Regions from separate parts of the Homo sapiens genome. Here region 2 is linked to region 1. The links are chromatin contacts, found by Hi-C in ENCODE. All regions are on one chromosome and are shown on one strand. Each heading gives the region's core, a stretch centred on a gene start or an enhancer-like site at or near the end of the contact. The rest is flanking DNA. Distances are from core to core; before and after follow the strand shown. Region 1 holds the start of PPIB (peptidylprolyl isomerase B). Region 2 holds the start of ANKDD1A (ankyrin repeat and death domain containing 1A).

What was found. Hi-C counts contacts between places; a loop is a spot of excess contacts on that map. Pooled maps may share reads with other maps.
Region 2: a map of CD4-positive, alpha-beta T cell shows a loop between it and region 1 (1.9-fold over the local background). The contact joins the promoter of ANKDD1A here to the promoter of PPIB in region 1. A Hi-C loop is called at or near these places in 1 of 168 maps with a recorded cell type or tissue (CD4-positive, alpha-beta T cell) and 2 of 50 pooled maps.

Annotation. Positions count from the first base shown.
Region 1 is chr15:64,160,046-64,165,605 of GRCh38, reverse strand. It overlaps PPIB (peptidylprolyl isomerase B), which reads left to right and starts at 2,584. Exons shown (of 5, transcript NM_000942.5): 1 at 2,584-2,754; 2 at 3,452-3,565; 3 at 5,409-5,502. The coding sequence starts at 2,620. It overlaps CSNK1G1 (casein kinase 1 gamma 1), which reads left to right. Exons shown (of 12, transcript NM_022048.5): 12 at 1-81. RefSeq lists enhancers at 2,070-2,119, 2,226-2,726, 2,670-2,919, 2,727-3,227, 3,461-4,025 and a silencer at 2,260-2,619.
Region 2 is chr15:64,908,453-64,914,012 of GRCh38, reverse strand. ANKDD1A (ankyrin repeat and death domain containing 1A) reads right to left here and starts at 2,111. Exons shown (of 15, transcript NM_182703.6): 1 at 2,049-2,111. The coding sequence starts at 2,082. RefSeq lists an enhancer at 1,356-1,899 and silencers at 2,086-2,265, 2,466-2,515, 2,589-2,883.

The DNA.
Region 1 (5,560 bases), core at 1,335-3,834:
CATTCTTGTTTCATTCCTTGGATTAAATATTGTCTTCTCCTGTGAGTCACTTCAAAAATAAATACTGCTGTCTCTCTTCGAGTGCTGAAGAAGAAAATTATTTTTTAATTAAAAAAATAAATATTGGCCAGGCGCAGTGGCTCTCACCTGTAATCCCAGCAACTCCGGGAGGCCAAGGCGGGTGGATCATTTGAGGTCAGGAGTTCGAGGCCAGCCTGGCCAACATGGTGAAACCCTGTCACTACTAAAAATACAAAATTAGTTGGGCGTGGTGGTGCACACCTGTAATCCCAGCTACTCAGGAGGCTGAGGCAGGCCAATTGCTTGAATCCAGGAGGTGGAGTTTGCAATGAGCCAAGATCGCACCACTGTACTCCAGCATGGACGTCAGAGCAAGACTCCGTCTCAAATAAATAAATATTCCTGGAAGAATTTGGACATTATCACTCATACGTTAGTTCCTGGGTCCCTGTTGTTCTCAGGTGGTAGAACACAGGAAATCAGGATCTGCTCTGTGGAACAACTTTAGTAGCTTTATAATTCTCCTCTACAAATGCGGAATATGTGTCCAGACAGAAGATAGAACTATGATGAGCAATGTAAAACCATACTGCATATGTAGCCAACAGAACAACTGTCAATCTGGGCATGATTGACTCCTTCCAGTTTGTTACTACTCTTTAATTACTTTTTCACAGGCAGGTAGCAGTGGAAGAATCATGAGAGAAAAGTTTCACATTGAGAGCATTTTATCCATCAACCTGATTTCTTTTGAAAGTGGGAGTGGGAGAAAGGCTGCTGTGATGCCATTTTAGCCTTAGCTCCTCATGTGCAGGAGGCTACTTGGGTTTTTTGAGTGTTTCTTTGTTTTTGAGACAGGGTGGAGTGCAGTTTCACGATCACAGTACACTGCAGCCTTGACCTTCTGGGCTCAGGTGATTCCCCCACCTCAGCCTCTGGGGTAGCTGCGACTACAGATGCGCACCACCACGCCCTGCTAATTTTTGTATTTTTTGTAGAGACAGGTTTCACCATGTTGCCCAGGCTCAAACTCCTGGACTCAAGTCATCTGCCTGCCACAGCCTCTCAAAGTGCTGGGATTACAGGTATGAGCTACTGTGCCCAGCTGGAGGCTACTTTGAAAACATGATTTAGTAAACATTTTTCTCTGGCTATGGCAGCCTGAGACCAGTGAGTGAAGAAAGAGGCTTAACAAAATAGGAGAAAAAAAAAAAAAAGGGATGAGAGATGGATCTGGAAGATCATCTTTGTCAGTATAACAATGTTTAAAACTTCCTCCTGATTGGGGTTGTCTGAATTGAGGTGCAAGGATGGGAAATAAGAGAACTGTCTTGAAGCTCTACAACCTGTGTAAGGCCGCTGTAATGAACAACAAAGTTAATGCCAGTGGCCTTGCATAACTTCAGTCTCAGGTCAGCGCCTCATGAAGACTACATTGCATAATTTATGTAAATGGAGCCCTGCCTATAATCTGTGCTGTGACGACCTGGAATTTCTACGAAGTTAATCGTTGAAAATTAGTTTTAAAGACGTTTTAACGCCATAGGTCCAAATTTTGGAAGTTTGTGTTTTGGTTTGTTTTGGTGTGTAAGACTCCCAGTACCAAAGTATCTATGTTGTAGATTGGGACAACACTAAGTGTGTGAAGACCTAAAATAGCCCTGTGGGGACATCTAGTAACTATTCCTGACCTCCGGAAAAAGGCATTGTATCCTCAGGCCGTGGCATAAATTATTTCTCATGTCAGTGCGGATGTGAAGCTATCCCAACCAGGACTTGTTGGGCACTCAGTACTGCCGCGCTGTGAGGGAGCTGTGGACAGAGTAAATGCAACACAGTCCCTTCCGCAGAAAAAAAAAAAAATGTAGTCTATTGGGGGAAAAGGTAAAGGAAGTTAAGAACAGCGTATACAATAAGATGTCCATTGATATACACAACAGTAAGCACAGCAAGATTACAGAAGGGAGAGAAAAATGGGTAGTAACTTGACGGCCTCAGTAAAAAAGGAAGTGGGTTGTGCAGCAAGTTTTGCAAGACAAGTGGAGGAGCCGTACAAGGCCACGCTCGGTAAGGATAAATGTCCCTGAAGTGTTTGGAAGCCACAACGTTTAGAGCCAATTTGGCGGTGACAAACACTTGACTGGCCCAAAACAGTGACAAGCTTCCCGTGCCCCTTGTCCAGGCCCACGTATTTGCTAACCTCAAGCGCCAGCTACCGCAGGCCAGTGGAACAGCGCTCCGGGCGGGGCGGGCCGCGGAGCATGCCGGGGCTTGTGGTCTTCTCGGAGCCCGGGCCCGTGCTCTGCGAGGCCGCCTTCCGCCGGTGGCCTTCCTGTGGGCGGGAGAGGGCGGCCGGGAGCCCAATGAGGGAGCAATAACGTGGCAACCACCCACGAGCCCGCGTCGGTGCCCGCCCCGCAGGGGGACCTACTATCCGGCGCCGAGCCGGAGGGGGGAAACGGCGCCCGCCGCCCGCCCGGAGCCCGCGAGCAACCCCAGTCCCCCCCACCCGCGCGTGGCGGCGCCGGCTCCCTAGCCACCGCGGCCCCACCCTCTTCCGGCCTCAGCTGTCCGGGCTGCTTTCGCCTCCGCCTGTGGATGCTGCGCCTCTCCGAACGCAACATGAAGGTGCTCCTTGCCGCCGCCCTCATCGCGGGGTCCGTCTTCTTCCTGCTGCTGCCGGGACCTTCTGCGGCCGATGAGAAGAAGAAGGGGCCCAAAGTCACCGTCAAGGTCCGGTGGAGTCCGCGGCATTTACGGTGCCGGAGCTCGGGCCCGGGCGGCCTTGGCTTGGCCTTGGCTCAGCCCCTCCTCCCTCGGCTTCTGTCTGTGGCCTCGTGGCGTCTGGGCCGTCCTGCCCATTCAGTCCAGGGAACGACCCGGACCCACCCCGACACCCCCAGCCCCTGCCCTGACCCAGGGAGTTAGTTGGATCCCCGGATACCCATCTGGGGCCGACACTGGCAGTCTCAGAGCAGGCTTTTTGCAAACACCCCTCAGTGCTGGGGAGATGGTGAAAGATCACGCCTGCCGGATTCCGAATCCTTTCTCTCCTTAAGCCAAATTTTAGCCACTTCCAATTACAAAGCACAGTATGTATACTTCAAACTTAAGTGGTGAACTTAGGCTCCGCTCCTTATGGGTTTTCTAATGTTAATTTTTAGAATCTGGGTCCATTAGCTGTTTAGAGCAAATATTGTTATCCTGTAGTCCAAGGAGGGTATAGATAAGCATGTTTTCCAAGAAAAGGGTCTGGAGCTTTCATTAGATTCTCATAGGATTTTTACCGTCACCAAAATCAGATTCAGAACCACTTCTCTAAAAATATGGCTCTATTCTCTCTCCCATCCTCAGGTTAGCTTCTTGTACCTTCCCTCCCCTAGCAACGCCCCTTTAAAGAAGCTAAGTTGGAAATGGTCTCTTTCCTCAGGTGTATTTTGACCTACGAATTGGAGATGAAGATGTAGGCCGGGTGATCTTTGGTCTCTTCGGAAAGACTGTTCCAAAAACAGTGGATAATTTTGTGGCCTTAGCTACAGGAGAGGTAAGTGGCTGGAGCAGGGGTAGTCAACTCACATGAAGTGAAATTGGCACTGGGGATGGCAGCAAACTGACCTGCAGAGTTCAGCCGATCTGTAGCGTGGACCTCACTGAGCACCGACTGCCTGTTGCCCTGGGAACACAGTATTGCCCTTTCTTAAGAGTAATGGGGCCCTGACCAGGCACAGTGGCTCACACTTAAAATCCCAGCACTTTTGGAGGCCAAAGTAGGAGGATTGCTTGAGCCCAGGAGTTCAAGGCCAACCTGAGCAACATAGCAAGACCCTGTCTCTACCCCCGCAAATTTTTTTTTTTTTTTGAGACGGAGTTTCACTCTTGTCGCCTGGGCTGGAGTGCAGTGGTGCGGCCTCAGCTCACTGCAACCTCCGCCTCCCGGGTTTAAGTGATTCTCCTGCCTCAGCCTCCTGAGTAGCTGGGATTACAGGCATGCGCCACCACGCTTGGCTAATTTTGTATTTTTAGTAGTGACAGGGTTTCACCATGTTGGCCAGGCTGAACTCGAACTCCTGACCTCTGGTGATCCGCCTGCCTTGGCCTCCCAAAGTGCTGGGATTAGAGGTGTGAGCCACTATGCCCGGCCAAAAAAAATTTTTTTTAATTAGCTGGGTGTGACGGGGTGCACCTGTGGTCCCAGCTACAGCTACTCAGGAGGCTGAAGTGAAATGGAGGTTGCAGTGAGCCATGTTCATGCCACTGCACTCCAGCCTGAGCAATAGAGTGAGACCCTGTCTCAAAAAAAAAATAAATTAATTAAAAATAAAAGGCCGGGCGCAGTAACTCATGCCTGTAGTCCCAGCACTTTGGGAGGCTGAGGCGGGTAGATCACCTGAGGTCAGGAGTTCGAGACCAGCCTGGCCAACATGGCGAAATCCTGTCTCTACTAAAAATACAAAAAATTAGCCAGGTGTAGTGGTAGGCGCCTGTAATTCCAGCTACTTGGGAGGCTGAGGCAGGAGAATTTGTTGAACCCAGGAGGTGGAGGTTGCAGTGAGCCGAGATTGCCCCACTGCACTCTAGCCTGGGCAACAAGAGGGAAACTCCATCTCAAAAATAAAAATAAAAAATAAAAAAACAGGCTGGGCATGGTGGCTCACACCTGTAATCCCAGCACTTTGGGAGGCGGAGGAGGGCAGATCATGTGAGTTTAGGAGTTTGAGAGCAGCCTGGGCACCATGGTGAAACCCCATCTCTACTAAAAATACAGAAATCAGCTGGGCATTGTGGTGGCACATGCCTGTAATCCCAGCTACTCAGGAGGCTGAGGCTGGAGAATCGCTTGAACCTGGGAGGTGGAGGCTGCAGTGAGCGGAGATTGTGCCATTGCACTCCAGCCTGGGTGACAAGAGAGAAACTCTGTCTCAAAAAAATAATAATAAAATTTAAAAAATGAGATAAAAAAGAGTAAGGGGTCCAGAGCTTCCTGGGGAGACTTCACCTAGGGTGAGGGCAGTGGGTTTTAAGGAAACAACAGTGCCCTATTTCAGTTTATATTAACTTTCCATTGAGCCAGCAGGTGACCTTTCTTCTCAGTTTTCTTGTATCTGTTCTTATGATTGGAAGAAATGAGGGGAAAAGCATTATGTGATGTAGAATTGTATAAAGCTTGGGAATTGTATGGAGGCAGAGGGATTTCCACATCTGTGTGTACCATGCCTGTCCTGTGGCGCCTGCCCGCTCACTTAGTAGCACACTGAACAGTGAAAGTGGTCAGCAGTGGTGTCTCTTCTGCGAGCAGGAGTTGTGGACTTGTTCCTGTGAGGCCTATTTAATGTAATGTCTTCCTGCTGCCCCATACCACCTCCTTACCTTCTCTTCCCTTTTTCTAGAAAGGATTTGGCTACAAAAACAGCAAATTCCATCGTGTAATCAAGGACTTCATGATCCAGGGCGGAGACTTCACCAGGGGAGATGGCACAGGAGGTAACCACAGGTCCTCTGGGCCAAGGAGTATGTCAGTGTAGCCTCCACAGTGGGAGGG
Region 2 (5,560 bases), core at 862-3,361, 750 kb before region 1:
CATCTCAAAAAAAAAAAAAGAAAACAGAAACAAAAAAATCTCTGCTTGTATGAGTGACACCAACAATCCCCAGACGAATAGATGCCTGTCCCCTCTCCCAAAGTGCTCACACATACTAGCACAGAGACAAATATTTGCTGGCCCTTTCCATAGTCACTGCAGGGCAAGTGACCCCATAGCCTGCATGTTTGGTCCAGTATGAATGTCTGAACCCAGCCCCTTTGTGTATCCAGGGACAGGTGACGAGTGTCTTGGTAGGGAAGGCTAAGATGCACTGAGGTGAGAGACAGGCCTGCCATGCAGTTTGTTTTTCTAGATAAATTCCACACAGTCTTCTCCAGATGAGAAAGAGGATCTTGAGCTTTCTGGGGCCTCATGGATACAACCTGTGGATCTCAGAGTTGCTACCCTGGGGGGCAATCACACAGTCCTGGGTTCAACTCTGGCTTAACCACTTCCTAGCTGTGTTAGGCAGTTTCCTCATCTGCAAAACAGGAGTGCGAGCTTCCCTACAAGGTTAATATCATGATTAGAAATGAGATATGAAAACCCCCTGGCACAGTGTCTGGCACATAATGACCACACCGCCACCACCACCACCATCATCATCACTATTATTCCTCCAAGGCAAAGGGTCAAATTCTGGTAGCCAAAGAGAGCTGCCACTTCAGATGTGAGCTTACAGAGGCCTGGGTTCTAGTACCTTCCCTGCCACTTTCCAGCAGCAGGATCCTGGGCTAGTCACATCCCCCTTGTAGGTCTGTTTCTTCCATTGTAAAACTGGGGGAGGGTGAAGAAAGAGATCTGTATAGGTCCCTTCCTGTCTGGCACCCTCTATCTTATGTGCAGCTTAGGGGGATTGGCCTGGTTTGTATTGGCAAACAGCCAGGAGTTCCAATGGGAAGCCAGCAGACACTGCATAGGGTCAGGCCAGAGAAGGTTAAGTTAGAATGAAATCAAGTCCAGTCTCATCTCTTCCATCCACCTCCCATCCGGCACCCTCTTTCTGGCCACATCCAATACCCACTGAGCTACCTGAGCCTTTGCCCATGCTGGGTCTTTGTCCAGAATTCTCTGCCACACACCCCAATGCTCCATTGGTACACATTCTTCGCAGGCCCACTCAAGTGATCCTCCGCCCCAGGCAGAACCATGTACCTAATCTTGATTGAGCATTCCCACCCCCAACACATCCCTCAGCTGAGTAGATGCAGTGTGCCAGCATTTTGGACACTATAGGTCTCAAAGGAATCCAGTGAGCTGCACTATGCGCTTTTGAGGGAAAGCCCCGGGATTCAGCTGTCAGGATTCAGCCAGGGCTGCAGGATCAAGGACTCACAGTGCAGACACCGACACAATCTTTCTCTCCCCTCTCCCAGACGGTGCAGCCAAAGCTGCCCCAGGCCAGCTGATGCCCACACAGACGCTGCTGCCCGGCCTAGAGGCCCTGGCACTGGGCGCACTCCTTGAGGGAGGTTCGGAGGTGCCCTCATTCCACCTGTGGCCAGTCAGGCTCCTCTCCTCTGAGTGCGTGCCCCATCTGATGCGGTCTCCACTCGCTATCCAGCCCCAGCATTCCGGGTGAGCTGGGCCCTTCAGCACTTCTACCACTCAATGGCTGTGTGACCTTGAACAACTCATTTGAACACCCTGTGCCTCAGTTTCTCATCTGCGAAATGAAGATAACATAATGTCCTACCCATATGGCCGCAGCGAAGATCAAATGACGTGCCTCTCCTGGGTCAAGGCCTGGCACACAAAGTACAGCACGCAGTCAAGGATCGCTATTACCTTTATTATTTGTAGCTAACCTCTCAGCCGCTGCTCCCCGCTCACCTGGCGGGTGTGGTCCCCGAGTCCCAGACGCACTGGCAAGGTCCCCTCGGCCCAGTGCGCGGACCGGTAACCATTCCGCTCGGAGCCACACAGACGCCCCACACGGAGGTGGCCGTTCGGAGGGCGCCAACCTCACCCCTGGCACTCCCCAAACGGATGCGGGGGTCCTCTCGGCCTCGGCCCGCCCCCCTCCCTCCTCCAGGCAGACTCACGGCCGTCGGTCTCCCACGCCAGCTCCTCCTGCATCCTGCCGCTCCGCAGCCCCTGCGCGCGCTGGTGCCCGGGCGCGAGGCGCGCGTCCGCCGGGGCGGGGCCCGGGGAGCCGAGAGGACGGGGCGGTCGCTCCTCCAGACTCCACGCCCCGCCTGCTAGGAGCGCAGCTGCCCCGGCCACCCCAGTCCCGGACCAGGACGCAGGTCCCTCCTCCTGCTCTCTTAACCTGCCCACCCCTCCGCGCCCGAGGCCGGCGGGTCGGGGCCACGCCGAGTTCCGCAGGTGTCCCTGACCCAGTCTCCTCCCCGGGAGTTCGCCCAGCCTCCCCGGCCCTGGAGATAGATGCGCACAAGGCATCTGGCAGGCTCATCCTCCTCGCGCCTCTCGGGACTCGGGGAGGAGGGCTGAGCCTTGGGCCCGCCGCCTCAGGCGCAGAAAGTCAAACCCCAAAGATGTGAGCTGGCGTTTAAGGGACCACAACCTCAGCAGGTCTGCAAGCATATGAAGAGATGGTCGGATTTATCAGTGTTCAGAAAGATTTATCAGGCCCATAAAGGGACATGTAGGAGGATGTTGGTTGCTGTGTTGCTGTGGTTGCTGGGAGTTGGAGACAATCTAAGCGCCCTTTCTTGTAAGAGCAGATGGATAAACTGTGCAGCACTCAAAGCAAGGGACCCGCTGTATTCGTGGCAATATGGATTTAAACACCTAGTGCTAGGCAGAAAAAGTAAATAACCAAACCAAATAAGACCTAGGAAACAATATCAATAAAAATATTACAAATGCATTTACATCAAACAACACAGACTTGCAAAGACACATAGAAACAAAAAGATACACATTAAATACACCAGAATGGGTTGCACTTCAGACCCTTGGGGGATGTCCATGTCCTTTTTGCCTTAAAGGCATTTACAGCTTCTTTGAATTTAGGGATAATGGGGTCTCAGGCATCTCTATCCCAAGGCAAGAAGCCAGCAAAGCCATGATAGGTGTAGTTACTACTACTTTGGGGATCAAAGGAGGAAGAGCATCTTTCAGTCATTAGTCCTTAGAATATAGTTCAAGAAGGCTTCCTGAAGAAGGAGGTATTTGGAATGGCCTTTGAAAAATAACATAATGATAACAGCTAACAATTAATGAGCCCTGAGCCAACCCCTCAAAATGGTCTCAAAATAACAATTCCAACATAATAATCAAAGATATGATTTTTTTTTTTCTGAGACAGAGTCTCACTCTTTCGCCCAGGCTGGAGTACAGTGGTATGATCTCGGCTCACTGCAACCTCTGCCTCCTGGGTTCAAGCAGTTCTCCTGCCTCAGCCTCCCATGTAGCTAGGATTACAGGCACTCGCCCCCACACCTGGATAATTTTGTATTTTTAGTAGAGATGGGGTTTCACTATGTTGGTCAGGCTGGTGTTGAACTCCTGACCTCAGGTGATCCACCTACCTTGGCCTCCCAAAGTGTTGGGATTACAGGTGTGAGCCACTGCGCCGCACCCCCCCCTTTTTGTTTTTGTTTTTTTTTTAAGACAGAGTCTCACTGTGTTGCCCAAGCTGGAGTGCAGTAGCGTAATCTCAGCTCACTGCAACCTCTGCCTCCCAGGTTCAAGCGATTCTCATGCCTAAACCTCCCAAGTAGCTGGGACTACAGGTGTGTGCCACCACACGCGGCTGATTTTTGTATTTTTAGTAGAGACGGGGGTTTCACCATGTTGGCCAGGCTGGCCTCGAACTCCTGACCTCAGGTGATCTACCCACCTAGGTCTCCCAAAGTGCTTGGCCACCACGCCTAGCCAAAGATATTATTCCTGAAAACAGTTTAAATGTTTTTTGTAAAGCTTTTGTCACATGTACATCCCACTAGGGGCATAGTGTCACGTTACTGTTTTAGTCACTTGGAATAGTTCTTTATGTGGTTATGCCACCAACTCAACATGCATGGTTTATTTATTTTGTTTTGCTTTTGTTTTTTGATATTTTTAAATGTTAATTTTGCTTTACAATTATGTAAAGTATTTACATGTTTCAAAGTTAAGTCTCTGAAGGTTGTCATAGTCAGCTGTGGTGATGGATGAAGAGGGCACCACTGGCTTCCAGCCTGCTGTCACTCTCCTTCACTCCACATCCAGCTTTTCTTCCCAGCTGCTGAGCCTGCTGACCAACAGTGGCCCCAGGCCATCGCGGACTTGGCTGCAGACCCAGGGCATTAGTACCACCCATAGACCTCCCCAGGAGCTTTCCCTTGTGGTTCCATTTTAGCAGCTGGACATACTTGGTTTCTCAGATGACTGACTAAGGACTCCTCTGATCCCCAACTCCCCTTCTGGTCCTTCCGCAACTGTGTAAGGCAAATTACTATCACAGATCCCTAATCCCAGGGGTCTCCAACCCCCAGGCTTCAGACTAGTACTGGTCTATGGCCTGTTAGGAACTGGGCCACACAGCAGGAGGTGAGCAGCAGGAGAGCGAGCATTACCACCTGAGCTCCGCATCCTGAAAGATCAGTGGTGGCATTAGATTCTCATAGAAGGGTGAACCCTATTGTGAACTGTGCATGTGAGGAATCTAGGTTGCACACTTCTTTTTTTTTTTTTTGAGATGGAGTTTTGCTCTTGTTGCCCAGGCTGGAGTGCAATGGCTCACTGCAATCTCTGCCTCCCGGGTTCAAGCAATTCTCCTGCCTCAGCCTCCCATGTAGCTGGGATTATAGGTTTGCGCCACCATGCCCGGCTAATTTTGTATTTTTTTAGTAGAGATGGGGTTTCACCATGTTGGTAAGGCTGGTCTCAAACTCCTGACCTCAAGTGATCCACCTGCCTCGGCCTCCCAAAGTACTGGGATTACAGGCGTGAGCCACCATGCCCAACCTAGGTTGCACACTTCTTATGAGAATCTAACTAATGCCTGATCATCCGAAGGGGAACAATTTTATCCCAAAACCATCCCCCCACCACCCAAGTCCTGTAAAAAATTGTCTGCCACAAAACTGGACCCTAGTGCCAAAAGGTTGGGGACCAGTACCCTAAACCCATAACCTCAACATGATTCTGCTTCCTTCACTGCATCCTGACTGACAAAATAACATTTGTGTTGTTGATGCTTACCCTTATATTGTTTAATTTAATCATATATTCTCCCTTTACTGCAGTAGCATACTATATATCATCTTCTTACTTTGCCCTGCCCCTTAAAATTCACCCATTTAAGTGTATAATTCAATGGTTTTTAGTACAGTATCGTTCAGAGTTGTATAACTATCACCACTAAATATTTTCATCACCCCAGAAAAGAAAGCCCATATGCTTTAGCTATCACCCCCCCTTGCAGTTTACCCTCCCCAACCCTCCACACACAGCCCTAGGCAACTACAAATCTACTTTCTTTCTCCATAGATTTGCCCGTTCTGAACATTCTTCTGGCTTTATTCTGGGAACAATCTACTACAGAGATCTCTCCGCAGTAGTCTGTTGAGATCTTCCTGCATCCTTTGTACAGCCTCAGAGTCCT